Linked DNA regions of Homo sapiens: region 1 is linked to region 2. A link is an interaction called in ENCODE POLR2A ChIA-PET data of the cell type or tissue named here. Cell type or tissue: GM12878. All regions are shown on one strand. Links, peaks and the distances in the headings refer to the core of each region. The heading gives the core; the rest is flanking DNA. Region 1 holds the start of BCL2L1-AS1 (BCL2L1 antisense RNA 1). Region 2 overlaps HM13 (histocompatibility minor 13).

Evidence for each region. Peaks named below come from ENCODE experiments on the same cell type or tissue, not always from the same donor. Only the 100,000 strongest peaks of a DNase experiment are listed, where the experiment ranks them.
Region 1: POLR2A ChIA-PET joins it to region 2 with 11 read pairs; 2 of 35 experiments call an interaction of 5 or more read pairs at or near these places.

Annotation. Positions count from the first base shown.
Region 1 is chr20:31,666,530-31,681,441 of GRCh38, forward strand. The region is part of intron 2 of BCL2L1 (BCL2 like 1); the gene reads right to left. It overlaps BCL2L1-AS1 (BCL2L1 antisense RNA 1), which reads left to right and starts at 8,579. Exons shown (of 4, transcript NR_187576.1): 1 at 8,579-8,686; 2 at 11,739-11,827. It overlaps LOC124904883 (a long non-coding RNA gene), which reads left to right and starts at 4,576. Exons shown (of 3, transcript XR_007067559.1): 1 at 4,576-4,661; 2 at 5,047-5,156; 3 at 7,655-7,718. RefSeq lists enhancers at 7,206-10,550, 8,365-8,414, 8,435-8,484, 8,817-9,111, 9,082-9,181 and 1 more and a cis regulatory region at 9,482-9,499. In GM12878, for the core only: no CTCF peak of the experiment used is centred there; a DNase peak (open chromatin) is centred at 8,566; H3K4me3 peaks cover 1,236 bases; H3K27ac peaks cover 1,691 bases.
Region 2 is chr20:31,517,278-31,532,189 of GRCh38, forward strand. It overlaps HM13 (histocompatibility minor 13), which reads left to right. Exons shown (of 13, transcript NM_178581.3): 2 at 10,207-10,305. Among named protein-coding and RNA genes, the nearest start is that of HM13, 10 kb to the left of the region's middle. In GM12878, for the core only: no CTCF peak of the experiment used is centred there; no DNase peak of the experiment used is centred there.

The DNA of each region.
Region 1 (14,912 bases), core at 1,620-9,619, 150 kb after region 2:
AGTGTGGAGCCACTAGGCCTCAGATTTTCTACTGCTGCACCAGAGGGAGGGATAAGGAAGCCCAGGGCTAAATCCCCAGGGTCATTTGAGGCCAATTCAGGGGTAGAATGGGTCCTGGGACTTCAGCCAGAGGCTCCTCCCTCTGGAGGGAGCCTCTGGTGGGCAGGTTGGTGACAAGAAGAGCAGGGCAGAGGAGAGAGGGTAACAATGATGCAGGACTGACAGGCCTCCATCACGGGGTCTGTGAGGCCTTGTCCCGGACATCCTCCACTGCAGGGGGTGTGACTCTGGGCCCAGGAGGTTGTGATCAACAGCCCTCTGCCCTGAATCTAAGTCAGAAGGGAAGCACATGACAGGGGGAAGGAGGAGCTGTGGGCTAAATTACCCAGCCCAGGGTGCAGCAGCCTGTGGGGCAGGGAGAAGGACGCTTAGAACATAACTTTTATGAGTAAGCGTAGTACCCAATTTGTCCTTTAATCCTCCCAACAATTCTGCAATGCAGGCTGTCTCTCCCCATTTACAGGCCAAGAAGCTGTGCCTCTGAGGGTCCAGGGACTGGATCAAGGTCACCCAGCTGTGTCAGTGGTGGAGCCAGAATCTAAAACTGGCATCTGGCACCTAGAAATATGTAAGAAAGAAGTAAGTTCCAGGCTGGGTGCGGTGGCTCATGCCTATAATCCCAGCACTTTGGGAGGCTGAGGTGGGTGGATTGCCTGAGGTCAGGAGTTCGAGACCAGCCTGGCCAACATGGTGAAACCCTGTCTCTACTAAAAATACAAAAATTAGCCGGGTGTGGTGGCACGCACCTGTAATCCCAGTTACTCAGGAGGCTGAGGCACGAGAATTGTTTGAACCCGGGAGACGGAGGTTGCAGTGAGCAGAAATCGCACCACAGCACTCCAGTCTGGGTGACAGAGACTCCGTTCAAAAAAAAAAAAGGAAGTACCATAGTACCGTGTGTGTGTGTGTGTGTGTGTGTGTGTGTAAAATGAATGAGTTACTGGCTGGTTCTTGCCTCTCTACCAAGACCTCTGCCACACTGGGCCTACATTTCCAACCAGTCCCAAATGGCCGAGTGGCTGCTCCCTCAAGACAGGCATGCCATCTCCAGTTGGCCTCAGGTCTCACCTATCAATTTGCTCACTTGTGACCCCTGCCGTGGCCCACTTCCAGTCTTGACAACCCCCTCAGTCCATGCTCCACACAGAGCTTTCTAAGAACACTGGAAGCCCTCCAGCAGCATTCTCCTGCACTTAGAAGGGCAGCATCATTTATTTTTGTATCCCTGGTACCTAGCAAAATGCCATGTGCACTGAGCTGCTAATTTGACTGAAGGAATCCTCAACATTAAGGCAGTAGAGAGCAGTGACCCATGAATCTCAGCCCTTGCAGAAGCACACTCCATTCAGTCACTCCAAGTTCTCAACCTTCCCAGGGCTTCCATCACACCTGAAATAAAGTCCCCACTCCTTACTCTGGCCAGCAAGGTCTAGTGGGATCTGGCTCCAACACTTTCTGGCCTCCTCCCCACCCCTGTCCCCTGAACTTCACTCCAGTCCCACTGGCCTCCTTGCTGTTCCTCCAACGTCTCCTGCCGCAGGAGTCTGCTGTTCCTGCTTGCCTGGAGCACCTGACCCCAGGTCGTCGCCTGCCTCACTCCCTCATTTCACAACCATGACTCCCCTCAAATGTCACCTCCTAGGGGAGGCCTTCCCTGACTGCCTTGTCTAAAACAGTACACCACCCCCGTCTCTCTCTGCCTGTCCCCTTACCTTCCTTGATTTTTCTTCTCAGTTTTTTTTTTTTTTGAGACACAGTTTTATTCTGTCCCCCAGGCTGGAGTGCAGTGGCACAAACTGGGCTCACAGCAACCTTTGCTTCCTGGGTACAAGCGATTCTCCTGAGTAGCTGGGATTACAGACATGTGCCACCATGCCCAGCTAATTTTTATATTTTTAGTAGAGATAAGGTTTTGCCATATTGGCCAGGCTGGTCTCAAACTCCTGACCTCAAGTGATCCGCCCACGGCCTCCCAAAGTGCTGGGATTACAGGCACGAGCCACCATATCTGGCCTTTTTTTTTTTTTTTTTGGAGACAGAGTTTTACCCTTGTTGCCCAGGCTGGAGTACAATGGCGCGATCTCAGCTCACTGCAACCTCCGCCTCCCAGGTTCAAGCGATTCTCCTGCCTCAGCCTCCCAAGTAGCTGGGATTACAGGCGCGTGCCACCACACCTGGCTAATTTTGTATTTTTAGTAGAGACGGGGTTTCTCCACGTTGGGTCAGGCTGGTTTCAAACTCCTGACCTCAGGTGATCTGCTCACCTCGGCCTCCCAAAGTGCTGGGATTACAGGCATGAGCCACCATGCCCAGCCACCATTTTTTTTTTCTTGTTTTTAAAAGATGTGCCCAGACTGACTTTGAACTCCTGGACTCAAGCAATCTTCCTGCCTCAGCCTCCTGATTACAGGAACTACACTACACAGAATGACCACCATGCCAGCTTTTCTTCTCAGTGCTTTATTTTTTAATTTTTAAATTTTTGTGACAGTGTCTCACTCTGTTACTCAGGTTAGACTGTAGTGGCGCAATCATGGCTCACTGCAGCCTTGACCTCCTGGGCTCAGATGATCCTCCTGCCCCAGCCTCCTGAGTAGCTGCCACACTACAGGCACACACCACCATGCCTGGCTAATATTTCTAAATTTTTTGTAGAGACAGGGTCTCACTTTGTTGCCTAGGCTGGTCTCAAACTCCTGGGCTCAAGGGATCCTTCTGCCTCAGCCTCCCAAGTGCTGAGATTACAGGCGTGAGCCACCATGCCCGGCCTCACCACCTCACCACATTTTTCCCCCATTAAGCTGTACTTCTCATAACTAGATTCTGTACTTTGTTTTTGTTGTGATGTGTCTTCCATACTAGATGTGTCTTTTTTTTTTTTTAGACGAAGACTTGCTCTGTCACCTAGGCTGGAGTGCAGTGGTGCAATCTTGGCTCACTGCAACCTCCGCCTCCCGGGTTCAAGCCATTCTCCTGCCTCAGCCCCCCGAGTAGCGCCTGCCACCACGCCTAGCTAATTTTTGTATTTTTAGTAGAGATGGGGTTTCACCATGTTAACCAGGCTGGTCTCAAACTCCTGACCTCAAGTGATCTGCCCTCTTCAGCCCCAAAGTGCTGGGATTATAGGCGTGAGCCACTGCCCTCGGCCTATACTAGATGTGTCTTGATGAGGGCAGAGGTCCTGTCTCGTTCCTATACACCCAGTGCTCAGAACAGTGTCTTGCTCTGTAAATACATGAGAATACATGAGTTAACAAATGTATTGCATGTCTACTACATGTCAGGCATTGGTATCCCATTTCATCTTCATCAGAATCCTGAGATGTAGATTTGAGCCACATTTCACAAATAAGATGCCTGATATTTAAAGCAGGGAACACTCAGCAAACAGATAGCAGAGTCGGGATCAAACTGCAAGACTGCCTAGCTTCAAAGGGAGGGCTGCTATGTCAGGACACTTCCCTGAAGTTGGAGGCTGGAGGGACCTGTCCTGTCAGTAGTGCTGAAAGGATGGATTTCCAGGAGAAGGAATGTGGGAGCAGGGTTGAGGTGGAGGATCTGGGGAAAGGAGGGCACTAGGGCCGTGGCTATGCTTCCCTGTCTCCCTCTCCATCCTAGCTAGCCTCTGCGGGTCTTGGCAGACAAAAATATTCTTACAGGAGGTTTGATTTTGTTGCTCCCAAGTACACCCAGGTGGAGTCACAAAATAGGCTTATCTGTGATGGGGGAGAGTTCCACACTATGAAGAGCATAGGAGAAGGCCCTGGTTATCCCAAGAGGCCAAATGTCTCTCAAGAAACCAGGGACACTGGGGTTGCAGCCAAAATGGGAGAGGCCTGGCTCCCTTGATGGGAACTTTCCTGAAGTAGACGGCTGGCAGCCACAGGAAATTTTCAGCTCTGGGGCTGGGTTGGAGTAAACAGGCGCTGTCCCCACAAGGGCACAAAGCATTCACTGTCCAGAAACAGTCATTCCTGGGTGGAGGGAACATTCTCATTTCAGTGCCATAGAAACATTCTCATTTCACCTGCCCCAGCTTCCACTCATGTGTTCCTGGTCATGACAACCTTCATTTCCATTTCAGCTTCTTTTCCTGGGGAAGGGGAGTAGTATTTCCAAGGGGTGTGGATTCTAAGGATTGCTTTTGCGGAGACAGCATGAGCAAAATGGGGCGTGCTGTTCCAGGGCGGGTGCTGGAGAGGCGGTGGCGTGGGTATATTTAGCCCATGGTTCACACGACACACTTGGAAATAAACAGAGCCATTTTCTCAGCAGGCGGCTGCTCTGGATAAATAAACAGGATTGCAGAGCAGCCCTGGTCTGGAAAAGCAGAGATAAGCCCCTACTGCACCTTGGGTGGCTCCCACTGGTTTTAACCAGGCTGGCATGGTAGGCAGGGGATGAGGTTTAAGAGTGGGTTGTAGGGAGGTCTCTGATGTCACAAAGGTTTCTAGGAGACCCAGGCCCAAGGGCCTGTCTGCATCCTCTGCTTGAGTTAAGAGGAAAGTGGGGTAGCTGACTTCCATGTGGGGGTTTGTAGGGCCACTGGCGACAGGCAATGGCTAATGACCTCCACAGGAGAGTCATGGATTCCTAGCCAGGTAGGCCCATGAAGTCAGCAAGGCCAACCCACCTGCCCATTCTACGTTTCCACTGCTGGTTTGTAGTAGAGCCTACACTAGAAAACTGGGTCTCCTGACTTGGCCCCTAGGAGATGCCCAGGCTAGTATCACTTTCAAGGTCCTTCTTCCAATACTTCAAGAGGCTTCAACAGTCCTGGCCACCCACTTGGAATGGCCCCACACTACATACTCCTGAGTGCTTCAGGCCCTGGTGCCTTTGCCAACACTGTCCTTTAACTGGTCACTCCATATCTTCCTCAGTTAACCAACCCCTACTAAGCCTATAGGACTCCATTTTGGAGTCCCCTCTTCCCTGCTCATCCCTCCCCAACCTCTGGGATGAATGTCTCCTTTCTGTTCCCAGACTCCTTGGACTTCTGTTTATACCAGGGGTATGCACTGAGGCTGGCATTGGAGACTCAGCCGTGAGCAAGGCTTCCATGGAGCTTATGTTCTAGTCCATTCTCAATGGTGGTAAGATCACCTCCAATGGCGTGAAGTGAAGCATTCTTAGACATTACAGTGATTTGTGGCTCTCCACAGGGCCACAGCACATAAGGAGATATAGAGTATATAGTATATATAGTATATAGGTATTGCCCTCCCATGAAATTTGAATACCTCAGCTATACTATACTATATATACCATATATATACACACAATATGTAGTATATATAGTACTGTATATACTATATATATACTTTACATATACTATATATTATATATTATACATATCTATATCTATATATACTATATATAGTATAGTATAGCTGAGGTATTCAAATTTCATGGGAGGGCAATTAGGACAAAAAAATCTGAAAAAGACTCCTTGCAGGGGTGGATGATAAAAAAAAAAGGTTGAGAAACCCTGTCTTACTGGGAAGCAGAGAGGATAACAAGAAAAAAAAAAGATAATTTTAGAGATGATAGGGTTTTAAGTCCTGGGGAGGTGACAGAGAATATCTGGGGGAGCCGGGCACAATGACTCATACCTGTAATCCCAGCACTTTGGGAGGCCGAGGCAGGCAGATCACCTGAGGTCAGGAGTTCAAGACCAGCCTGACCAACATGGTGAAACCCTGTCTCTACCAAAAATACAAAATTAGCTGGGTGTGGTGGCAGGCATCTGTAATCCCAGCTACCTGGGAGGCTGAGGCAGGAGGACTGCTTGAACCCAGGAGATGGAGGTTGCAGTGAGCCAAGATCACATTATTGTACTCCAGTCTGGGCAACAAGAGCAAAACCCTGTCTCAAAAAAAAAAAAAAGCCTGTTTTAGCAGAGGTAATAAGTGCAAAGGCCCTGAGGTGGGAGGGAGAGGAGGGGTGTTCCTGGGTTGATGGCCTCTGTGTGCCTGGTTTCCCCCAACAGTCTGGGGGCTCAGTGCAGGCAGGGACCAAGTCTGGCCCAGGACCTACTCAGACAGGCACAGACTGACTTCAGCTAGATCTCTGCCCAGAGGCAGCCAACTGAACGATGCAGGTCACCTTGTAGGTGCCTGTGACCCTGTAGAAGTCAGGTGAAAAGGTTGGCATGATGCCCTGAGGAAAGGGGCCCAAGTGCCAGAGGACCAGCCAGAGGCTGAAGTATAGTCCCTACTTGAATCTGATCTTTTAGTTCCCATCCTGGCTTCACTGCCCACATTTCCTTCTTTTTTTTTTTCTTGTAAATTTTTGGAGAGATGGAGTCTCACTACATTGCCCAGGGTGGTTTCAAACTCCTGGCCTCATCCTCCTACCTTGGTCTTCCAAAGTACTGGGATTATAGGCATGAGCAACTGTGCCCACCCTTCCCACTTCTTCCAAGTAGTGTGACTTTGAGCAGGTTACTTCACCTCTCTGGTCCATGGTGTCCTTGCTTTTTTTTTTTTTTTTTTTTTGAGATAGCCTCTCACTCTGTTGCCCAGGCTGGAGTGCAGTGGCATGATCTTGGCTCACTGCAACCTCAGCCTCCCAGGTTCAAGCAATTCTTCTGCCTTAGTCTCCCAAGTTGCCTGGGATTACAGGCACCCGCCACCACACCTGGCTAATTTTTTGTAATTTTAGTAGAGGTGGGGTTCCACTATGTTGGCCAGGCTGGTCTGGAACTCCTGACCTCAGGTGATCCACCTTCCTTGGCCTCCCAAAGTGCTAGGATTAAAGACATGAGCCACCGCACCCAGCCCTTACTTGTTAACAGTAATAAAATACTTTAGGAGCTGAGGCAGGAGGATTGCTTGAGCCCAGGAGTCTGAGACCAGCCTGGGCAACACAGGAGGACCCTGTCTCTACAAAAAAATTAAAAAAAAAAAAAAAATTAGCTGGGTGTGGTGGTATGCATCTATGGTCTCAGCAACTCAGGATGCTGAGGAGGATCTTTGAGCCTGGGAGGTCAGGGCTGCATTGAATCATGTTTGGGGCCACTGTACTCCAGCCTGGGCAACAGAGTGAGACCCTGTCTCAAAAAAACAAAAGATAAAAGCAAAGAAACAAAAAACTATTATTATGACAGCTGACCATTACCAAACATTTCAGTGTTTCACCTGTGCTGGGCACTGAGCTATAAAGCAGTCTATGCACACTAGGCCATATTTCCCAATTACATGTACAATCATCATATTCACTTGAGAGATTATTTTTTGTCCTGTCTCCCCCACTTGACTGTGTGTGGCTCTGTCACCTGTATCTCTAGAACCTGGTGTGCTATACTTGGAACACAGCAGATGCCATTCTAAATAAATCTATTTTAGAAGAACAAATGAATGCTTTCATTTGATCCTCATAACATTTATCAATAGCCCCATTTTACATATGTGAAAATGGAGGCTCCAGAATTTACCCAAGATCCCTATCTAGGAAGTGGCAAGAGTAGGATCTGTCTGAGTTCTGGCCTCACACCATTCTTTTTCTTTTAATCTATCCAAGATAGTACTTCATTCACACTCATTCTGATGTCCAATCTTGCCATCTTAGACCCTGCTATCTCTACCCACAGAAAACCTGACTTCCTTAGTGACTTCAGCAGCAGCGCACACTTCCTGAGCACATACTCTGTAAGGTACTCTTCTTGGTTTTTTTGTAGATTAGTTCATTAGTTGTCTCTACACTCTGTCAGTGGGTACTACCATTAACCCATATAGCTGATGGATATGTGGCCCACAGATGATCTGTGAATTGCTCAAGGCCATGTAGTGAGCTGGTGACCTAACTGGGATGCCTACACCAGCAATCTGGTTCAGTGCCTTTACTCCTAACGTTGATGCAGTACTCTGCTCAGTTTCTAAAGGACAATCATGGGCCAGGTCCATGTACTTCTGTGGCTGAGGAAGGCCTTCATTCTAAGTCCAGGTAACCTGAGGCTCAGAGATACTGAGACCTAGCTAAAGTGGATAAGTGGCAGCTAGCTGTGATGGCTCACACCTGTAATCCCAGCATCTTTGAGAGTTCAAGGTGGGCAGACTGTTTGAGCTCAGGAGTTCGAGACCAGCCAGGGCAATATGGTGGGACCCCCATCTCTATAAGAAAAATCTTAGAAATTTAGCTGAGTGTGTTGGCATGCACCTATAGTCCCAGCTACTCAGGAGACTGAAGTGGGAGAATTGCTTGAGGCTGGGAGGTTGAAACTGCAGTGAGCTGTGACAGCACCACTGCACTCCAGCCAGGGCGACAGAATGAGACCCCGTCTCAAAAAAAAAAAAAAAAAAAGGGAAGCCATTTTTAAGCCCCAGTATGTTTGGCAGCAAACCCCATATTCTGAGCCAGGGCCATGGCCCTGGGTCTGTCAAGGAGGGTAAAGTAGCCTGAGGCCATCAGCTGAATGAATAAGCACTGGCTCCTGCCAGCTGAGGGGAACTGGTGCCACAGGAAAAGGATGTGACGAAGACCAGGAGGGAAAGTGAAACCCTTCCGTCCTGGCTTCAGTGAGGAACAAGCATGCCTGTGCCAGACGAACCCTTCCTTCCTCTTGGGTGACTCTGGAGGGCCCAGGCCCATTGCTTCCTTCCTGCTTGGTTATTTCAGGAAAGAGGTAGGTGGAGAAGAGGAAGAGGCTACTAGCAGCCAGGAAAAGTGCCAGGGACACCAGAACTGTACCTTGTTCTGTCCTTCTCACATCCCTGCATTGGCAGGCTGTGAGTCACCTGCAGAGTCACCTTATGCTCCTGGCCTCAGTTTCCCTGAGGGAGAGGCTGATAAATGTGTGCTGAATAGACAAACATGGCCTTGCTAGAAGATCGCTGGGAGATGGTAGGAAGGGGGTAGGGCAAACGGAGAGGCCTTATCACTCTTTTGGCAGGGAGTTGCAGGCGGAGACTCGGAAGAAGTGAGGTTTGTGGTTGGAATCCACTTCCTCTGGTTTTCCCAGGGGAGCTGTTGGCTCCCGAGATGTGAGAAGAACATGGCCTTTCTCCTCTCCCCCACGGAAACATAGGCCTGGAGGTGGGCAACTTGGAGAAGCAGCTCAGTGGAGGCAGGGCAAAGAGAGGGGTGGCAAGACTGTGTTGGGGTCAACACCTCAGTCCAGCCGGCCCAGGTATGGGTGGGTGCCACAGCAAGCCTTTTGGCTTCTGAGCCTCAGTTTCTCCTGCCTTGACCTCCCTAGCAGTAGTGGTGAGATCAGGGGGTGTCATAGAGGGCTCAAGCCATCTGGGCTATAGGGAATATTTGGTGGTATCCTCACAACAAACTTCATGTTTATCTTCCTCCAACTCTGACCTGTTCAATTCAGCTGCCAGCCTCTCCTCCTCCACCTCCTCCCCCACCATTAGTTCTAAGAAGCTGTGCCTGACAGATGCACTTGCATTTCTCAGAAAAGGAAGCGGTTGTGCCGGGAGGAGATAACACCTCCGCTGGGGAATCGAGAAAGCTATCAGGCCTAGCAGTGCGAGTGTGGGCTCTCCATCTCTCTGGCTCAGAACCAGGGTGATGGGCTTGGGGGCAAAGAGAGAGAATTCAGAAAAGCATTTACTGGGGGCAGAGATGCTCATTTGGGGGCTCATAACCTCCTTCCCTGGAACCGATGGAGATAAAACAGCTGATGTTTACTAAGTACCAGGCATGGTGCTAAGTGCTTCGTGTGTAAAGAATTTGCTTAATCCTCACAATAATCCCACCGAGTACATGCTGTTATTACTCTCCAGCTTACAGATGAGGAAACAGAGGCAGAGAGGATAAATCACCCTCCCAAGGTCACAGAGGCCACAAGTGGTAGAGTTGGGATTTGAATACAGGCAGTCTGTCTCCAGAGTCCAAACATTTAACTGTTCCTGGGTGGCTGCTATGTGCTCATATAGGCTCATCCCCTGGGATTCCGATGCCTCCCGTCATCTCAACTCTCTCATTTCAACCCTGGTGACTCCCTATTCTTTCGTAAGTAGATGGCCACAGCCCTCCATTCTTCTCCCAGTGTCCAGGGTGAGAAAAACCAATACTCACCCTTGGAACAGAGTCGGAGACTCCAGGGACCTTACAGCATGCCCATCCAACCTTCCATGTAATACTCAAGCTCACCACGAACACCCCCATTTCACAGACAGGGTTCAGAAGGGTGGAGTGCTGAAGTCCCACAGTGGGTCTGTTTCATTCTGATGGTCCACACCCATGGGAGTTGGTAGTCATCTCGAGGGCATTCTCTCCTTATGCACTTATGGAGAGCTCCCTCCTTCCTGGGTGGGACATTTCATCTTCGGACAGCCCCGTTGGAAAACTCTTCCCTGTCAGGGAGCTGATGCTCGTCTCCCTCTGTCTCCCTTGACTGGCTGGTCTTAGTTCTGCTCTCTCTCCGCTGCTGCTCTCCTGCTCTCCTCCAAGTATCAGTTGTCTCATTTGTGAAATGGAAGTGCTATCTGGATAAAGGCAATTAATTTCTACTTCTCTACCAAGCTGGGCTGCCAGAGCACAGAGCAGGCAGAGAACCAATAAGTCTTGCAAACTAGATTAAGATATTTTGCTTTTGACCTCATCTGTAAAATGCGGATTAAAAAAATCCTTATTTAATTTTTTTTTTTTTTTTTGAGACAGAGTCTCACTCTGTCGCCCAGGCTGGAGTGCAGTGGCACAATCTTGGCTCACTGCAACCTCTGCCTCCCACGTTCAAGTGATTCTTCTGCCTCAGCCTCCCAAGTAATTGGGACTACAGGCATGCACCACCATGCCTGGCTAATTTTTTTGTATTTTTAGTAGAGACTGGATTTCACCATGTTGGTCAGGCTGGTCTCAAACTCCTGACCTCAAATGATCCACCCACCTCGGCCCCCCAAAGTGCTGAGATTACAGGCGTCAGCCACTGCATCTGGCCCAAAATGTCCTTATTTCAAAAGAATACCATGAGGATTCAAATTAATACATGTAAAGGTCTTAGAATTGTGCATGGCACATAGTTAACTTTGAGTAAATGTCTGGTTTATTGTTCTTACTAGTAGACCATGGCTCAGCTTGTGTCTCGGAGCCTTCTCTATGGCTTACAAGGGCCTGCAGGGTTTTCTCAGCTTCACCTAGGGCCAGGCTGCTTCATTCCTCACATGCCATGTTCTGTTCAGACTCAGGACCTTTGCCCACACTGGTGCTTCTACCAAGCTCTGTCCCACTTATCTCTGAGGTCTTAATCCACAGGTCACTTTCTCAAGGAGCCTAGCTGCTCACTTCTTCCCCCATCTGACCATGGGCTCTGTCCCCTAGGCCTTGCCCAGTGCTGGGTCCAGAGAAGGTGCTGAAGAGTCTGGCTGAGTGTTGGACAGAGAGGAGGGAAGAGAAGAAAGGCCAGTTCCCACTCTCTTCATCCCTTTCCTCACTGCCTGGCAAAACTAGAAAGAGGCCCCAATATAGCAGGTGATTATGCAAGGTGTCCAGTATTCTCCAGACACTTTCTCTCAGGATAAGGAAAGGGGACAGGAAGCTTATGGGAAAGTTCTAGAAAAGGCATCTTTTGCACTGTGCTGAGGCAACAGGCAGGAATGGGGTAGCAATCTCCAAAAACTAGGACTTCTTTCTGAGGTCTTTGACCCCAAGTGCTCCATAGTCCAAAGCAGCTTCTCCTTCCTCCTCTCCACCCAAAGCTATGGCGACTCCCTTGTCTGATGCAGATCAGTGCTGGATGCTGTGGGGAAGAGAGTACTGGGCTGACAGTCAGTGGATGTGGATTTTGTTTCCCAGTTCCATCGCTGATTTGCAGGTGAGTCCTTTCCCCTGCCTGAGACTCTGGGAAAGTATGGGCCTTTCCCCAACTGTCAAATGAAGTGGGAATCATCTCAAAGGGCTCCGTCTAGGGCTACAGCATAAGGAGAATGAAAGTAACTCATGCAGACAGATGAGTGACTACCAGGGTTCTCTCTCTCAGGGGTATCCAAAAGATCCAGTAATTAGTGTGTAAATTGAGAAGCAACATTCTGAAGTAGGAGAACTTGTTGCCACAAAGGAGTCTGATCCTTCTCCACCTCAAAGCCCGCTGGGCATTGCTCTGAACCTGCAGGATTCCAGGGGAAGAGAGCAATAGGCACATCTATGACCAGGCAGACTCCTGGGCAAGGCTAGATCTTTCCACGCTCTAGCTCCTGTGGCCTCGACCTCTTCACCCCAGCACCGCCTCCAACTAGTCCAGACAAGTCCCAAGTATTTTCAGCCACCTTTATCTGATCAGAAATGTTTGGAATTCCACAGCAGAAGGCAACAGCTCTGGAGGATTTGGGGAAGGGAGCAAATCCCTGCAACACCCTTCTCTCCCCACTGTACAGATGAATGCTCACACCCCATGTAACCAAAAACTCAGGGCTGAAGGCACCCACGGTGTTGCATTTCCTTCTATTCTGTGATGTGATGGAACTGGGAAACAAAACCCACATCCACTGACTGTCAGCCTCATACTCTTCTCTGCAGCATCCAACATTGATCTGCACCAGACAAGGGAGTGGGTTCCTTCTTGTTTTCTACCCTATTCATTTCTGCCCCAGTCCATTACCCCTTTAAGGTGCAGAACAGTAAGATGCCTGAGATGGTGAGAAGAGGGCTAGGGTACTTTGCCTGATGTCGAGGGAGGGGGCACCCAGAGGTGTGCTGTTCACAGTCAATACCCAGAGCACCACCACCAGGAGGCCTGGAAGCAACTCACTGTCCCACTTGATGTGGCCTGTGGACCACCAGAAATTTCAGAGCGTCACAGAGATGTGTGGTTCGATCCTGAGCAGGTAAGAAACTGAGGCCCAGAGGAAGTGAAGGGATACCTCCAAGGCTTCATACAGGGACAGAGCACAGCCTGGTCTCAGGCCTCCCTACCCTGGAGTGAGACAGTGTGGCTTCCAACCCTAGTTCTGTGACTACCTGGTTGCAGGACCTGGAGCAAGACACTTTCCCCCTCCAAGCCTGGTGTTCCGGCTGCAAAATGAAAACAGCTGTACTTACTTCACAGGCCTAGCAGCAGAGTTCAATGGTCCATGGTAAGCGTTCTGTAAATGTTAGCTGCTGCTGCTGCTGTTGTTATTATTATCGTTATTAATTGAGACGAAGTCTCACTCTGTCTCTGTCGCCCAGGCTGGAGTGCAGTGGTGTGATCTCTGCTCACTGCAACCTCTGCCTCCTGGGTTCAAGCGATTCTTGTGCCTCAGCCTCCTGAGTAGCTGGGATTATAGGCATGTGCCACCACACTAATTTTTGTATTTTTGCAGGCTAATTTTTGTATTTTTAGTGGAAATGGGGTTTCGCTATGTTGGCCAGGCTGGTCTCGTACTCCTGGCCTCAAGTGATCTGCCTGCCTCAGCCTCCCAAAGTGCTGGGATTATAGGCATGAGCCACTGCACCCAGCCTGTTTTTTTATAGCTAAAAAATCAGTGGCTCCATTTGTGCTTCTCATAGTGTCTCTCTTATTTGTAGCTATAAACAAACAAAAAGTAACAGCTAGTATTTGCTGAACTAATATTTACTGTTTGAATTCTCAAAATCTTGCAAGTAGGTGCTGTTCCCATTTTACCAATGAGGAAACTAAAATTCAGCGAAGTGATGAGACTTTGCCTGAGGCCCCTGGTTACTAGTGAGGGCATTCAACTTCACAGCATGTTAAATTTACCAGTGCAACAGGATACATGAAGAGATTTTACTAAGACCTTCTTTCCTTCACCCTTTCACCTACCCAATATTTACTGAGAATCTGCTATTCTTAGGCCTTCGAAGTCAGAGATGACTTTAAGTACATGGAAGTAGCATTCCCCCCTGGTTCCCTGGGTGCCTTGAGGGGTGAGAAAGGGAAGAGTGTGCTGAGGCTACTCAGTGATGAACCCACTTTCCCCTAAGCCAGATCTGCAAGGACAGTACTTGCAGAGAGAGTTCCTCCCTCTGTCTGATCTTTATCTTGGAAACAAAAGTGATGCCACGTAGCTTTGGTGAAGCTATTAGATGAGTTTTCTAAGATGGGACATGACCTATTTGTAAGCCAGGCTGACCTATGGAGTTGTAGGAAGGCCCAGACAGGCTGCCTTCCCTAGCTTTGGACACTCAGTCATTCAACAAATCTTCATTAAGTGCCCACTAAGAGTCAGGCACTGTACTAAGCGCTGGGGATAAAGCAGTGACTAAATAGAATGAAAATTCGTACCTGTATGAGTTTATAATCAAATGGGAAGAGACAGGCAATAAACATGTCAGACGGTGATGCATTAAGAAAGAATAAATGTGAGAAAGGGGGTACAGAGAAACATGGAAGAAGGTAAGATTAGAATCCATGGTCAGGGACAACTTCTTAAGGAGGTGAATTTGATCAGAGACCTGAATGAAATGAGGAAACAGGCACTGCAAAGATCTGAGAAAAGGCTGTGGGAACAAGTGCAAAGGCCCAGAGGCAGGAACACGCTTGAGGTGCTCCAGGAACAGGAAAAATGCCAGTGTGGCTGAAGTCCAGTGAATGTGAGGAGACTGGTGGTGATGAGATCTGGAGGTAGCCAAGGGCCCGATTGTGTGGGGCCTGGTAGGCCATTTAAAGACTTGGGCTTGTCCTGGGAAAGCACTGTAGGGTTTTGAGCAGGGGAAGGACATGACCTGACCTTGGTGTTAAATAGCGTCCGTCTGGCTGCTGGGTGGAGATCTCCAGGGGTCTGGTGAGATAATCAGGAAAATATGACAGTGGCTTAGCCACAATGGTGCCAGGGAAGTTGGTGAGAAGCAGTCAGTTTCAGAATTTATTTTTTAAAGTAAGGCTGGGCCAGGTGTAGCGGCTCATGTCTACAATCCCAGCACTTGGGAGGCCGAGGTGAGAGGACTGCTTGAGTCCAAAA
Region 2 (14,912 bases), core at 3,225-11,224:
TAGAGCCTCCAGGAGTATGTTGTGAAGAAGTAGCCTTGGGAGGAGCAGTCTCAGAGCAGCACCCATCACTGTCAGAGTCCTATATCCCAGACAGAAGCGAATATGACCCAGGCAGTAGCTGCACATTAAACATTGGTTTAAAGGGCCCTCAGCGAACAGGACTGGGTGCCTGCTGTGGGCTAGGCTCTGGGCTGGGTACCAGGAGTTCCGGGACAAAGAAGGCCAAGCCCTGCCCTCACTGAGCCCAGTCACCAAGGAGAAACAGACATGTGACTAGTCAAGTAAATAGAGCTCTGATAGGCCTCCTGGAGGGGGCAGCAGTTGTCTCTGCATGGATTGGGAGAGTCCAACAGGCAGAGCAGGAGAAGGTGGGGCAGGGGACCACAAGATGTGTTCAGGGAGGCAGTGAAGAGTGTGGTGTGAGCCCAGGAGAGGGGCTTGGATGTAGTGACAAGATGTTCAGGAAGCCCGTGGCCTTTCTGGGGAAGAGAATCCTGAAAGCAATGCAGCGGTTAATCGTATTGTTACAAAAATACTATACACTTGTTAAAAAAAAAAAAAATCAAGCAGTGCAGAAGTATAAAGGAAAAGCCTCCTGGGCACTATTCCTTGGAAGTAACCCAACTGGCTGTTGAGTATATAACCTTTGAGAGTTTTTTCTGTGTTTACACATTCATTGTATATGTGTCTGTGTATATAGACATGTAAATTTATTTTTATAAAAATTGGATTATATAGTACATATTTCTCTACAACTTGATTTTTTTTTTTTTTTGAGATGGAGTTTCACTCTTGTTGCCCGGGCTGGAGTGCAATGGCGTGATCTTGGCTCATTGCAACTTCTGCCTCCCAGGTTCAAGCAATTCTCCTGCCTCAGCCTCCCATGTAGCTGGGATTACAGGCTGGCACCACCACGCCTGGCTAATTTTGTATTTTTAGTAGAGACGGGATTTCTCCATGTTGGTCAGGCTGGTCTCAAACTCCCGACCTCAGGTGATCCACCCTCCTCGGCCTCCCAAAGTGCTGGGACTACAGGCATGAGCCACCGCGCCCAGCAATTTTTTTTTTTTCTTTAACAATATGTTGGCCAGGCACAGTGGCTCATGCCTGTAATCCCAGCACTTTTGGGAGGCCGAGGCAGGTGGATCACTTGAAGTCAGGAGTTCAAGACCAGCCTGGCCAACATGGTGAAGCCCCATCTCTACTAAAAATACAAAAATTAGCTTTGTGTGGTGGGGCACGCCTGTAATCCCAGCTACTCGGGAGGCTGAGGCACAAGAATCGCTTGAACCCGGGAGGCACAGGTTGCAATGAGCCGAGATCATGCCACTGCACTCCAGCCTGGTCGACAGAGTGAGACTCCATCTCAAAAATAATAATAATAATAATATGTTTCATTATTTTTCTATGTCAGTACATATAGACCTAAAGTTAACCAGACATGATGGCATGCACCTGTAGTCCTAGCTACTCTGGAGGTTGAGGCGAGAGGATAACTTGAGCCCAGGAGTTCAAGGCTGCAGTGAGCCCTGATTGCACCACTGGGCAACAGTGAGACCCTGTCTCAAAAAATATATACATATATATATAGAGAGAGAGAGAGAGAGATCTACCTCATCTTTTATGGTGGGGAGGGTAGGTAATACATGCCCATGGTACAGAATTCAAAAGGTACAAAGGGGTGCACAGTGAAAGTCTCCCTGCTACCCCAAGCTGCCCTATTTCCCTCCTCAGAGGCAGCCCCTCTCCTGTGTTTCTTAGATATCCATCCAGAAAGATTCTGTGTCTTTACAAATAAATAGGCATATACTTTTCCCTGATTTTTTTTGTTGTTGTTTTAATGAGACCGAGTCTCACTCTGTCACCCAGGCTGGAGTGCAATGGCATAACCTCAGCTCACTGCACGCTCCATCTCTTGGGTTCAAGCGATTCTTCTGCCTCAGCCTCCCGAGTAGCTGGGATTGCAGGCACCTGCCATCATGCCTGGCTAATTTTTGTATTTTTGCAGAGATGGGGTTTCACCAGGTTGTCCAGGCTGGTCCTGAACTCCTGACCTCAGGTGATCCACCCGCCTTGGCCTCCCAAAGTGCTGGGATTACAGGCGTGAGCCACCACGCCTGGCCAGTACACTCTTCCTTGCACCTTGCTTTTTTCACCTAATGTGTGTTGCAGATCCAATCATGTCAGTACATAGGGGGTGGGTGTGTTCTTTAACAGCTGTATGGTATCCCACTTGTACTCCAGTTTGCTTAGAATGCTAGTTCTCTAGTATCTGGTCCCTGGGCCAGCAGTGTCAGCATCACCCCAGAACTTGTTAGAAATGCACATTCTGAATCAGAAGCTCAAGGTGGGCCCAGCAATGTGTGTTTTAACAAGCCCACCTGGTGATTCTGATGCATGCTCAAATTTGAGAATTTGAGTCCCCAACTGGTCATTTAGGTTGTTTCAGTCTTTTGCTATTACAAACCATGCTGAAATTAATAACATTATACATTTTTATTTCACACTTGTCTGTGTATTTGTGGGATAAATTTCTCAAAATTGGTGGGTCGAAGGCTATGCACACTTTTTTTTTTTTTTTTTTTGAGACAGTCTCGCTCTGTTGCCCAGGCTGAGTGTGAGTGCGGTGGTGCCATCTCAGCTCACTGCAACCTCTGCCTCCTGGGTTCAAGCAATTCTCCCACCTCAGCCTCTTGAGTAGCTGGGATTACAGGATTACAGGCGCGCACCCACCACACCTGGCTAATTTTTATGTTTTTCATACAGATGGGGTTTTACCATGTTGGCCAGGCTGGTCTCAAACTCCTGACCTCAGGTGATCTGCCCGCCTTGGCCTCCTAAAGTGCTGGGATTACAGGCGTGAGCCACTGTTCCCAGCCCACACTTTTTATTTAGATAGATTTTACCATATGATCCACTATAGAGGTTGTATCAGTTTACTTTCCCACCAGCAATGACCTCAATTCTTGTTTAATGGCTGTGGAGTAGTCTGTTCTCCAGAGGTTTTGTTTTTTTGTTGTTGTTTTTGTTTGTTTGTTTGTTCATTTGTTAGAGTCTCACTCTTTGGCCAGGCTGGAGTGCAGTGGTGTGATCTTGGCTCACTGCAACCTCCGCCTGCCAGGTACAAACAATTCTCATGCCTCAGCCTCCCAAGTAGCTGGAATTACAGGCGCGTGCCACTACGCCTGGCTAATTTTTATATTTTTAGTAGTGACAGGGTTTCACCATGTTGGCCAGGCTGGTCTCGAACTCTTGACCTCAAGTGATCCGCCCACCTCGGCCTCCCATAGTGCTGGGATTACAGGTGTGAGCCACTGTGCCTGGCTTCTCCAGAGGTTTTTAAGCAGATACGTGATACAATCAGGTGTAGGCTTTAGAAAGAGCTCATGGCAGGGTGGGTGATAGGCAGGAGGGAGAAGTGTAATGTTGGTGCAGGGGTTGTGAAGACAGCAATGCAGCAATGAGGGCCAAAGGATTGGGGTGGGAAGTTAGGAAAGGTAACCTTGGAGAGCTGAGTGACTGGATGTTGTGGTAAAGAATGGAGACTCTGGAGTCTCCAGCTGGGTCAACAGTAACAGAATGGCCCATGAATTTCAGATCATTTCCAGGGCATGGCGTAGAAGCAGTGCTCCGAGAGCTTGAACCGTGCCAATGGCTTGAAGCAGGCATCTGTCCTCTCTTACAGCTTTTGTTTCCGCTCTGATAACAACATCCAGAATGTCACTGGAAGCTACATTTACTTCTGCTGTTTGTGTCAGGTTTTTCCCCCACTTTCTAATTGTGTTTTATGTTGCAGGATCTATTGTATTTACATACACAAATCTGGTTAAAAAATCGCAATTGGATTGGTAAAGAATCCTAGCAACTTTTTAGTATTTTTGTAACTACAAAGATTAGCTGTTCAGTTACCTTCAGGATTCTGTTCCTCAGAAAGGTTGCAGGCTTCCCAAGTATCTTCCTGTTAAAACTTTCCAACCGAAATTTCCAGATAGGAAAGATAGAAATCTTCTAGGAAACAGCTCCCAAGAGTTTGGGGTCTGGAACTGGACTGCCTCAGTTTCAGTCCTGGCTCTGCCACTCACCAGCTGTGTGACACTAAGCAAGTTACTTCACCTCTCTAGACCTCCGCTTCCTCATCTGTAAAAGAGCTATTAAAAGTACCTGCTGGCCAGGCGTGATGGCTCACGCCTGTAATCCCAGCACTTCGGGAGGCCAAGGCAGGCAGATCACAAGGTCAGGATCTTGTGACAGACCATCCTGACTAACATGGTGAAACCCTGTCTCTACTAAAAATACAAAAAATTAGCTGGGCGTGGTGGTACATGCCTGTAGTCCCAGCTACTCGGGAGGCTGAGACATGAGAATTGCTTGAACCCAAGAGGCGGAGGTTGCAGTGAGCCAAGATTGCACCACTGCATTCCAGCCTGGGCAACAGAGCGAGACTCCATCTCAAAAAAAAAAAAAAAAAGTACCTGCTTTGTGGGGTTTTTGTGAGGATGAAAACATGTAAAGTACCTAGAACAGTGCAGTAATGTTATTGTTATTACTATTATCGTCAGATTTCAGGTCTCCCATTCTTTTTTTTTTTTTTTTTTTAATGGAGGCAGAGTATCTCCATGTTGCCCATGCTGGTCTCAAACTCCTGGGCTCAACCGATCTGCCCACCTTGACCTCCCAAAGTGCTGGGATTACAGTCCAGTCTCCCATTCTGACTCAGCATTGCAGCATGGGATATTTATAAGTCACCCGCAAAGGAGACCAGAGTCCTCTGTGTAATGGAGAGGATCTGTCCAACCTTGGTTTGTCACTGAATAAGATTAGGCCTCTTCCCACCCAGGGTGCTGAGCTGAATTGAAAGGAATATGTGGAAATGAGCCATAATGCTGGTTTGTAGGTGAAGCCACAGAGTCCTGCGTGTCCTTTGACAGCCCTGAGCCTCTGCATGTGCATATCTTTCTGCCTGATAAGCACTTCCTTTCCTTGTACACAAAGCACACTCCTCAAGCCGGGCATGGTGGCTCACACCTGTAATCCCAGCACTTTGGGAGGCCAAGGCAGGCAGATCATCTGAGGTCAGGAGTTTGAGACCAGCCTGGCCAACATGGTGAAACCCCATCTCTACTAAAAATACAAAATTAGCTGGGTGTGGTGGCAGGTGCCTATAATCCCAGCTACTCAGGAGGCCGAGGCAGAGAATCACTTGATTTGTAGTGAGCTGAGATTGTGCCATTGCACTCCAGCCTGTGCAAAAAGAGCAAAACTCCACTAAAAAAAAACAAAAAAAAAAAACTGACAAGCTGACTCCTAAACCCAGTCAGCATTTGTCTGGCTCCAGACTACCAGACACTGTGCTTGACCATCAAGGCCTTGCTTAAGTGGTACCTGCTCTTGCCACCTCTGACTCCCTTACTTCTCTGCAGAAATAGTGTCTTGTTGGCTGTGTCGTGATTCCGTTTTGCATAATAATGATACAAATGGTGTATACGGTTTAAATGATGACTCGAGATACAATGCTGAGTACTTCCAAAGCAGAAATCAGAATCCTCACAACTTGTTTTACAGCTGAGGAAATTGAGGCTTAGAGAAAAAAAAAATCACTTTCCCAAGGTCCCACAGCTGGGAAGTAGAGCTGGGAGTCCAAATGGACTTCCTGATCTCAGAGTCCCTTCATAACTGCTGATGTTCATACTGTGTGTCACAGTGATATACATGTCTATTGCATCATGTGTCACACTACATTATAATAGCCTGTTTGGGGTTTTTTTTGGGAGGGGGGCTTTTTTTTTTTTATGAGACAGAGTCTCGCTCTGTTGCCGAGGCTGGAGTTCAGTGGCACGATCCCCACTCACTACGGCCTCCACCTCCCGGGTTCAAGCAATTCTCCTGCCTCAACCTCCTGAGTAGCTGGGACCATAGGCGCACAATATCACACCCGGCTAATTTTTGTATTTTTAGTAGAGACGGGGTTTCACCATGTTGGCCAGGCTGGTCTTTTTTTTTTTTTGAGACAGAGTCTCGCTGTCCACCCAGGCTGGAGTTCAGTGGCTCAGTCTCGGCTCACTGCAACCTCCACCTCCCAGGTTCAAGCTATTCTCCTCCCTCAGCCTCCCAAGTAGCTGGGATTACAGATGCACACCAGCACGCCCAGCTAATTTTTGTATTTTTAGTAGAGACAAGGTTTCACCATGTTGGCCAGGCTGATCTCGAAATCCTGACCTCAGGTGATCCGCCCGCCTCCATCTCCCAAAGTGCTGGGATTACAGGCATGAGCCACCACGCCCAGCCAGTTTTGCTGTGCATTCCATAAAATAGAATACGTGTTCCCTGTAATATGTATCATGTCACAGTATTAACCTACCTGCCTGTGAGTGTTTCAAGATCAGGAACTCATTTTTGTACCCATACTACTGCTACACAGGAAATGTATTGAATGTGTGGAGATGCTCAGAGGGGATGAGGAACTTGCCCAAGTCCCACAGCACACTGCTGGCAAAAGCAGAAGCCAAGGGTTGGGAGAGAATAGGGAAGGAAGGAAACTGGGCCTCTCATGTGGGTATTGTTCACCCACCCCACTCCCACCTCCTAGCAAAGCTGTCCAAGTGACTCACATGGAGCTGCCTCCAGTGGCTCCAGAGGGGAGGGTCTCCCTTCCAGCCCAGAGCCTGGGCTGCCTCAGCCATGCATAGGCAAGGGTGTGGTTAGGGGCCTCCTCACTCACCTCTCCCTGATAGTCACAACCCCCAATACAGGCACAGTACTTTAGTTTGCCAGGCTGTTTCGCATCCCATATCTTATTTGCTTTAAGACTCCTATGGGGCTGGGTGTGGTGGTTCACGCCTATAATCTCAGCATTTTGGGAGGCCAAGGCAGGAGGATCACTTGATGCCAGGAGTTCAAGGCTGCAGTGAGCTATGATCCTGCCACTGCACTCCAGCTTGGGCAACAGAGAGAGACCCTGTCACTTTTCTTTAAAAAAAAAAGAAGGCTCTTGGACCTTTTTTGAAGTGAGGCTAGAGATTGTCCTCCTGTTTGACAGAGAAGTAAACCCAGTCACTCAGCAAGCCGTTAACAGAGCAAGGAATACCTTGGATACACTTTATGTGTAGCATTTTACTTATTTATGAACTATATCTGTAGGGAGAATTCCCACAGATGGAATTGCTTGGTCAAAGGGTATGTGCATTTGTAATTTTTTGTGTATTGCCTAGTTGCTTTCTACAGGAAGACAGATTGACTCCCATAGGCAGTGTGGGAGACTACATCTTTCCCCGTAGCCCCACCGACTCAGTATGTTACCCAGTGTGTGGATTCTTACCTTTCCGATAGACAAAAAACAGAATCTCAGTGTGCTTTAGTTTGAGCTCTTATTAAGAGTGAGAATAAAGACTTTTTTTATTATTATTAAGAGCCATTTGTAGTTCTTGTTGTGTGGCTTTTTTTTTTTTTTTTTTTTTTAGATGGAGTCTCGCTCTGTCGCCCAGGCTGGAATGCAGTGGCACAATCTTGGCTCACTGCACGCTCCGCCTCCCGGGTTCATGCCATTCTGCTGCCTCAGCCTCCCGAGTAGCTGGGACTACAGGCGCCCGCCACCACATCTGGCTAATTTTTTCTATTTTTAGTAGAGATGGGGTTTCACCACGTTAGCCAGGATGGTCTTGATCTCCTGACCTCACGATCCGCCTGCCTCGGCCTCCCAAAGTGCTGGGATTACAAGCGTGAGCCATTGTGCCCGGCCTCTGTGGCTCCTCTTTTTGTATCTTTGGGCATGTGGAAATTTCAGTCTAATGCATCCTGCCAAATTACCCTCCCGAAAAGGCTGGACAGGTTTATACTTTAGGCCAGTGCTGTCTATGTATTTCCTTTAGCCAGGCACAGTGGTGCATGCCTGTAATCCCAGCTACTTGGGAGGCTGAGGCAAGAGGATTACTTAAACCCAGGATTTCGAATCTAGCCCACACCTCCCTCTCCTAGTAGTCATTTTGTGGGCTTACTGCCCTCTGCCCCATCTCCTTCCCTCTTTGCAACCTTCCACCTGGGACACTAGGGCCTCTCTGAGCCAGTCTTACCTTCTCCAGACACCCTCTCTCTTAGCAGGTTTTTTATTGTTGGTTTTTGTCAGCCAAAATATTTGTGAGTCTCCATAACTGAATGTGATCCCTTCTTCTAGGGATGCTGGTGCTTTACTTGCAAGATGGATATGGTGATAGTAGAATCTCAGGCACTGTAATGAGCCTGGCTACTATGGAAAGAACTTCAGCATGAGCAGGAGTCTAATCTGGCATTGCTAGGACTTTTGGTAGCCATGATATAAAACAGTTGCAGAGTAGGCTTGTCCCAGCGGGGAAATCTGGAAGGGCTTCGTGGCAGTGACATTTACTAGGCCCTTGAGGACTGTGAGGATTTTGCCTAGCAGAGAGAGGGCAGGTAGAGACCACTGTGATCCTGGAAGCTTTTGACCCTGTTTGGAATACAAATTTATACCAAAAAAAAAAGAAAAAAAGAAAAGAAAGAAAAGAAATTTATACCAGTACTATATATCATTGATAAATTTTCATTAGAAAGTTCTGGCCAGGTACAATGGCTCACACCTATAAGTCCAGCACTTTGTGAGGCTAAGGCGGGTAAATCACCTGAGGCCAGGAGTTTGAGACCAGCCTGGCCGACATTGTGAAACCCCCTCTCTGCAAAAAACACAAAAATTAGCCAGGTATGGTGGCATGTGCCTGTAGTCCCAGCTACTTGAGAGGCTGAGGCGGGAGAATTGATTGAACCAGGAGGCAGAGGTTGCCGTGAGCCAAGATTGCACCACTGCACTCCAGCCTAGGTGACAGAGCTCATGAGACTCCATCTCAAAAAACAAAAAAGAAAGTTCGTCATAAATCCTTTTTTTTTTTTTTTAGACGGAGTCTTGCTGTGTCTCCCAGGCTAGAGTGTTCAGTTGTGCGATCTCAGCTGACTGCAACCTCCACCTCCTGGGTTCAAGCGATTCTCCTGACTCAGCCTCCTGAGTAGCTGGGATTATAGGTGCCCGCCACTGCGCCCGGCTAATTTTTGTATTTTTAGTAGAGACGGGGTTTCACCATGTTGGCCAGGCTGGTCTCAAACTCCTGACCTTGTGATCCACCCGCCTCGGCCTCCCAAAGTGCTGGGATTACAGGCGTGAGCCACTGCGCCTGGCCTTCTTTGGCATAAATTCTATGAAGCTAATCTATTCCTATGTTGATCTGTTACTCCATTTTCAATTCTTTTCCATTTTTATAATACTGAAATTATTTTGATTGCATTCAGTTCTTTTTCATGTAAATATTTATCCTTCATCAGTTCTTTACCCACATCACATTCTTGCCAACTATAGCATCTGCCATTATAAATTTAATTGTGGCTTTTATTTTTACCATTTTCAAGTCTGCCAGTCAAATTTCTTAAATTTAAGTTTTGTCAAGATTTGCTTCTCCTCACAGTTGGTGTCTCCCTATGTGCAGTTTCAGCCATTGTCTGTCTTGTTTGTTGTTAATTTCAACTCATAATATTCATTACCTACTGGATGACAGAATAGTCATTTTTCCCTCTTGGCTGATCCATTAGAAAACTGAAAACAATTTTCTTCGAGAGGTCTGAAACTGCTGTGGCATCACTGGTGTCCAGGTTTTCTTCTCTCAGTTATTCCATACTGGAATGGCCTCTGCCATAGCCCTTCTCCCCAGATGTGTCACACATGCCCTGGGTTCTCCTTGGTCTCTTGATCAGGGTCCAGATCTCCTCATGGTAGAATGGCAGGATCAGCCAGGCATGGTGGTTCATACCTGTAATCCCAGCACTTTGGGAGGCCGAAGCAGGTGGATCACTTGAGGTCAGTTCGAGACCAGCCTAGCCAACATGGTAAAACTCCATCTCTGCTAAAAATACAAAAATTAGCTGTGCATGGTTGTGCATGCCTATAGTCCCAGCTACTCGGGAGGCTGAGGCAGGAGAATCGCCTGAACCCAGGAAGCGGAGGCTGTAGTGAGCCAAGATTGTGCCACTTCATTCCAGCCTGGGTGATAGAGCAAGACTCCATCTCAAAAAAAAAAAAATGGCAAGATCAGAGCATCTTGCCCCAGGATGAGGCAGGCAGCATCCCTAGCCAAGGGAATAGCATTAGCAGAGCCTTGCAGGAACATATGGGAACCAGCCGTGCTGAGCCATTGTCATTCTTCTCTCCTCTAGAATGCTTCAGACATGCCTGAAACAATCACCAGCCGGGATGCCGCCCGCTTCCCCATCATCGCCAGCTGCACACTCTTGGGGCTCTACCTCTTTTTCAAAGTAAGTCTTTTGCCACCTGTTGTGTCATTTGATCTAAATGACTTTATCTTATTTTGTTTTATTTTTCCCATCACAAGAACCATGCATGTTCATTTATAGAAAATAAAGAAGAAAGAAAAATTAATAATTCACCCATAGACCTACCCAAAGACAACAACTGTTAGTGTTTGGGACCCTTTCTCACTAGTCCGTATTTCTTTTCTCCATGTAGCTTTTTGTTTTGTTTTTGTGATATCAGTTTGGTTTCATTGTACTGTTTATGTTGGGATGGGGTATAGCTTGTGCTCAGACATACCTCTACCATACTAATGGCCTTTTTTTTTTTTTTAATTTATCGAGGTTTATTTTCCCAATAAAAGTTATGCAGGCTCAGTGTTGAAAACCTGGAAAACACAGAAAAGTAAAAAGGGAAAAACAGCAGTCATCCAAAACCCCACTACCAGAGACAGTCACAGTTTCCCTTCGGAGGTGTGTCCTTCCACTGTTTCTCCCTGTGCATGGTTTCTCCGTAGCTGTGACCACATGGTGTATTCAGTTTGTAGCTGCTTTTTTCACTTCACATTAATAACATCATAAACATTTTCTCATGTTACTGCAAACCTTCCTTAGTTGTACTATTTTCTGGATTATAAAAATATATTCAGAAAAACTAAAGAAAGTATATCAATAGAGGGAAAAATAAATACCACAACACAGAAGTAGTCATTAACATTTTGGCATATCTCATTTCGGGCTTTTTATTTATTTATTTTAGGACAGAGTCTCACTCCGTCCCCCAGGCTGGAGTGCAATGGCGCCATCACAGTTCACTGCAGCCTCAACCTCTTAGGCTCAAGAGATCCTCCTGCCTCAGCCTCCCAAGTAGCTGGGATTATAGGCACGCACCACCACACCCTGCTAATGTTTTCTTTTTTGAGACGGAGTCTCGCTCTGTCACCCAGGCTGGAGTGCAGTGGCGCAATTTCGGCTCACTACAACATCCACCTCCCAGGTTCAAGTGGTTCTCCTGCCTCAGCCAGCTGAGTAGCTAGGATTACAGACGCGCGCCACCACGCCCAGCTAATTTTTGTATTTTTAGTAGAGACAGGGTTTCACTGTGTTGGTCAGGCTGGTCTCAAACTCCTGACCTCATGATCCACCCGCCTTGGCCTCCCAAAGTGCTGGGATTACAGGCGTTAGCCACTGCACCCGGCCAACTTTTTCTTTTAGTAGAAACAAGATTTCGCTTTGTTGCCCAGTCTGGTCTCAAACTCCTGGGCTCAAGTGATCCTCCCACCTCTCCCTCCCAAAGTGCTGGGATTACAGGCGTAAGCCACTGCATCCATCCCTTTCAGCCTTTTAATAAGTGTATGTTTAGCATTATTATAATCATAACTGTAGTGTTAGATCTTCTTTTTGTTGTTTATGTTAGGTTTTTCTTTGTTTATTGGTTTGTTTAGAGACAGGGTCTCACTCTTGCCCAGCCTGGAGTGCACTGGTGCAATCATGGCTCACTGCAACCTCAATTCCTGGACTCAAGTGGAAAACCGACTGATTTTGTTTTATTGTATTTTATTTTTAGAGACAGGGTTTTACTATGTTGCCCAGGCTGGTAACAAACTCCTTGGCCTCCTGAAGCACTAAGATTACAGATGTAAGCCACTATGCCAGGCCCTTGTTTTGTTTGTTTTGTTTTGTTTTTGAGACAAGGTCTTGCTCTGTCACCTAGGCTGGAGTGCCATAGTGCAATCATGGCTCACTACAGCCTCAACCTCCTGGGCTCAAGCGATCCTCCCACCCTGCCTCCAGAGTAGCTGGGACTACAAGGCGTGCACCACCACACCTAGCTAATTTTCATATTTTTAGTGGAGATGGGGTTTTGCATGTTGCCCAGGCTGGTCTCGAACTCCTGGGCTCAAGCTGTCCACCCTCCTTGGCCTTGTAAAGTGCTGGTATTACAAGCATGAGCCACCACACCTGGCCCCTTTTTGTTCTTTTTAATAGTACGTCAGCTTTTTTCCTGGTCATTGAAAATTCCTCAAGGATGTCTTTAATTTACATCTTAAAATGTAGGCTGGACGCAGTGGCCCACACCTGTGATCCCAGCACTTTGGGAAGCCGAGGTGGGTGGATCATCTGAGGTCAGGAATTCAAGACCACCCTGGCCAACAATGGTGAAACCCTGTCTCTACAAAAACTACAAAAATCCATCCTGGCCAACGTGGTGAAACCCGGTCTCTACTAAAAATACAAAAATTAACTGGGCATGGTGGCATGTGCCTGTAGTCCCAGCTACTCGGGAGTCTGAGGCAGGGGAATCGCTTGAACCCGGGAGGCAGAGGTTGCAGTGAGCTGAGATGGTGCCACTGCACTTCAGCCTGGCGACACAGCGAGACTCTGTCTCAATTAAAAAAAAAAAGTATCAATTAAAAAAAATATGTACATGTAGGCCTGGTGCAGTGGCTCACCTGTTATCCCAGTACTTTGGGAGGCTAAGGTGGGAGGATCACTTGAGCTCAGGAGTTAGAGGCCAGTGTGGGCAACATAGTGAGACCCCATCTCATTCATAGGTAAATAAATAAACCGATTCATCAATAATGTACATCATTTAAAAAAATTTGTTGCCAGCCTAGGCAACAGAGCAAAACTCCGTCTCAAAAAAAGAAATATTTTTTTCAACCTAAAGTACAAATGAACCATAATCCTCTCCCCAATACAGTTTCCTGTGATTCTGTCATGCATAAATCTATACTTATGTTAAATTATATATATTTTTATATGTATCAAATACATGATTCTTACCACGGAGGTATTTTTATATCAACACAGTCAAATTACCCCATTCTTTCATTCTTTTTTTTTTTTTGAGACAGAGTCTTTCTCTGTCGCCAGGCTGGAGTGCAGTGGCGTGCGATCTCAGCTCAATGCAACCTCCGCCTCCCTAGTTCAAGCGATTCTCCTGCCTCAGCCTCCCGAGTTGCTGGGACTACAGGTGCATGCCACCACACCCAGCTAATTTTTGTAATTTTAGTAGAGATGGGGTTTCACCATGTTGGCCAGGATGGTCTTGATCTCTTGACCTTGTGATCCGCCTTCCTTAGCCTCCCAAAGTGCTGGGATTACAGGCATGAGCCATCGTGCCCAGCCTCTTTCATTCTTTTTAACAGCTGCTCATGGTTCTGTTTTACAGTGTACCCTGAGGGTATTTAGGTCTGTCCAGTGTTGGGGTATCATAGCAGTATTGTCGTGAACACTTCATACACATAATTTGTGCACTTATTTTCTTCAAGTCTATCTGCAGTAGGTCTACCAGGTCAAATGCATCTCCATTTGTAATTAGATAGTGCCAAATCACCCTCCAAAAAGATTGTGCCATTTTACATTCCCACTGACAGTTACAAGTGTGCTGGCCTACCCAGGCGCTCACCTGCATTGGATAACACCAAAATTTTTAGTTTTTTCCAGTCTGTGAGTGAATTAAAAAGATTTTTTTTCTTTTTTGAGATGGAGTCTCACTCTGTTGCCCAGGCTGGAGTGCAGTGGCACATTCTCGGCTCACTGCAACCTCCACCTCCCAGGTTCAAACGATTCTCCTGCCTCAGCCTCCCAAGTAGCTAGGATTACAGGTGTGTGCCACCATGCCCAGCTAATTTTTGTATTTTTAGTAGAGACGGGGTTTCACCTTGTTGGTCAGGCTGGACTCCTGGCCTTAGGTAATCCACCTGCCTTGGCCTCCCAAAGTGCTGGGATTACAGGTGTGAGCCACTGCGCCCAGCCAAAAACATAATTTTTTAACACCTGTTTCCTATTTCATAGCTCCCTCATTTTGGATCGGAATTTTTTTTTTTTTTTAGAGATGAGGTCTTGCTCTGTTGCCCAGGCTGGAATGCAGTCACATAATCGTAGCTTACTGAAGACTTGTTCTCCTGAGCTCAGATGATCCTCCCGTCTCAGCCTCCTAAGTATTTGGGACTATAGACGTATGTCATTACATCCAGCTATAAATCCTCTTTTTTTGTTGTTTTTTGTTGTTGTTATTGTTTTGTTTTGTTTTTTGAGACGGAGTCTGTCACCCAGGCTGGAGTGCAGTGGCATGATCTTGGCTCACTGCAATCTCTGCCTCCCAGGTTCAAGCAATTCTCCTGCCTCAGCCTCCTGAGAAATGCTCTTTTTAATGGTTACAGGGTATCCCCACAAGCAACCAGCCTGGGCAACATAGCAAGACCCCATCTCTAGAAAACATTTAAAAATTAGCCAGACATGGTGGTGCAGGCTTATATTCCCAGCTACTCAGGAGATTGAGGCTGAAGGATGACTTGAGCACAGGAGTTCAAGGCTATGGTGAGCTATGATCACACCACTGAACTCCAGCCTGGACACGAATGTTACCCTGACAATAAAAGCAGAAAAACATCCCTATAAGCAGATACAGCACAGTTGACTTAAAGCATCCCCCTCACTTTAAACAGAAAATGTCATTCTGATTTTTACTCTAAGAAATAAGAGTGCACTAAATAACATTGGCTATTCACAGATTTTTTTTTTTTCTTTTTTTCTGGACCTCAGGTAAAGAGCTGAATTTAGGCCGGGCGCGGTGGCTCAAGCCTGTAATCCCAGCACTTTGGGAG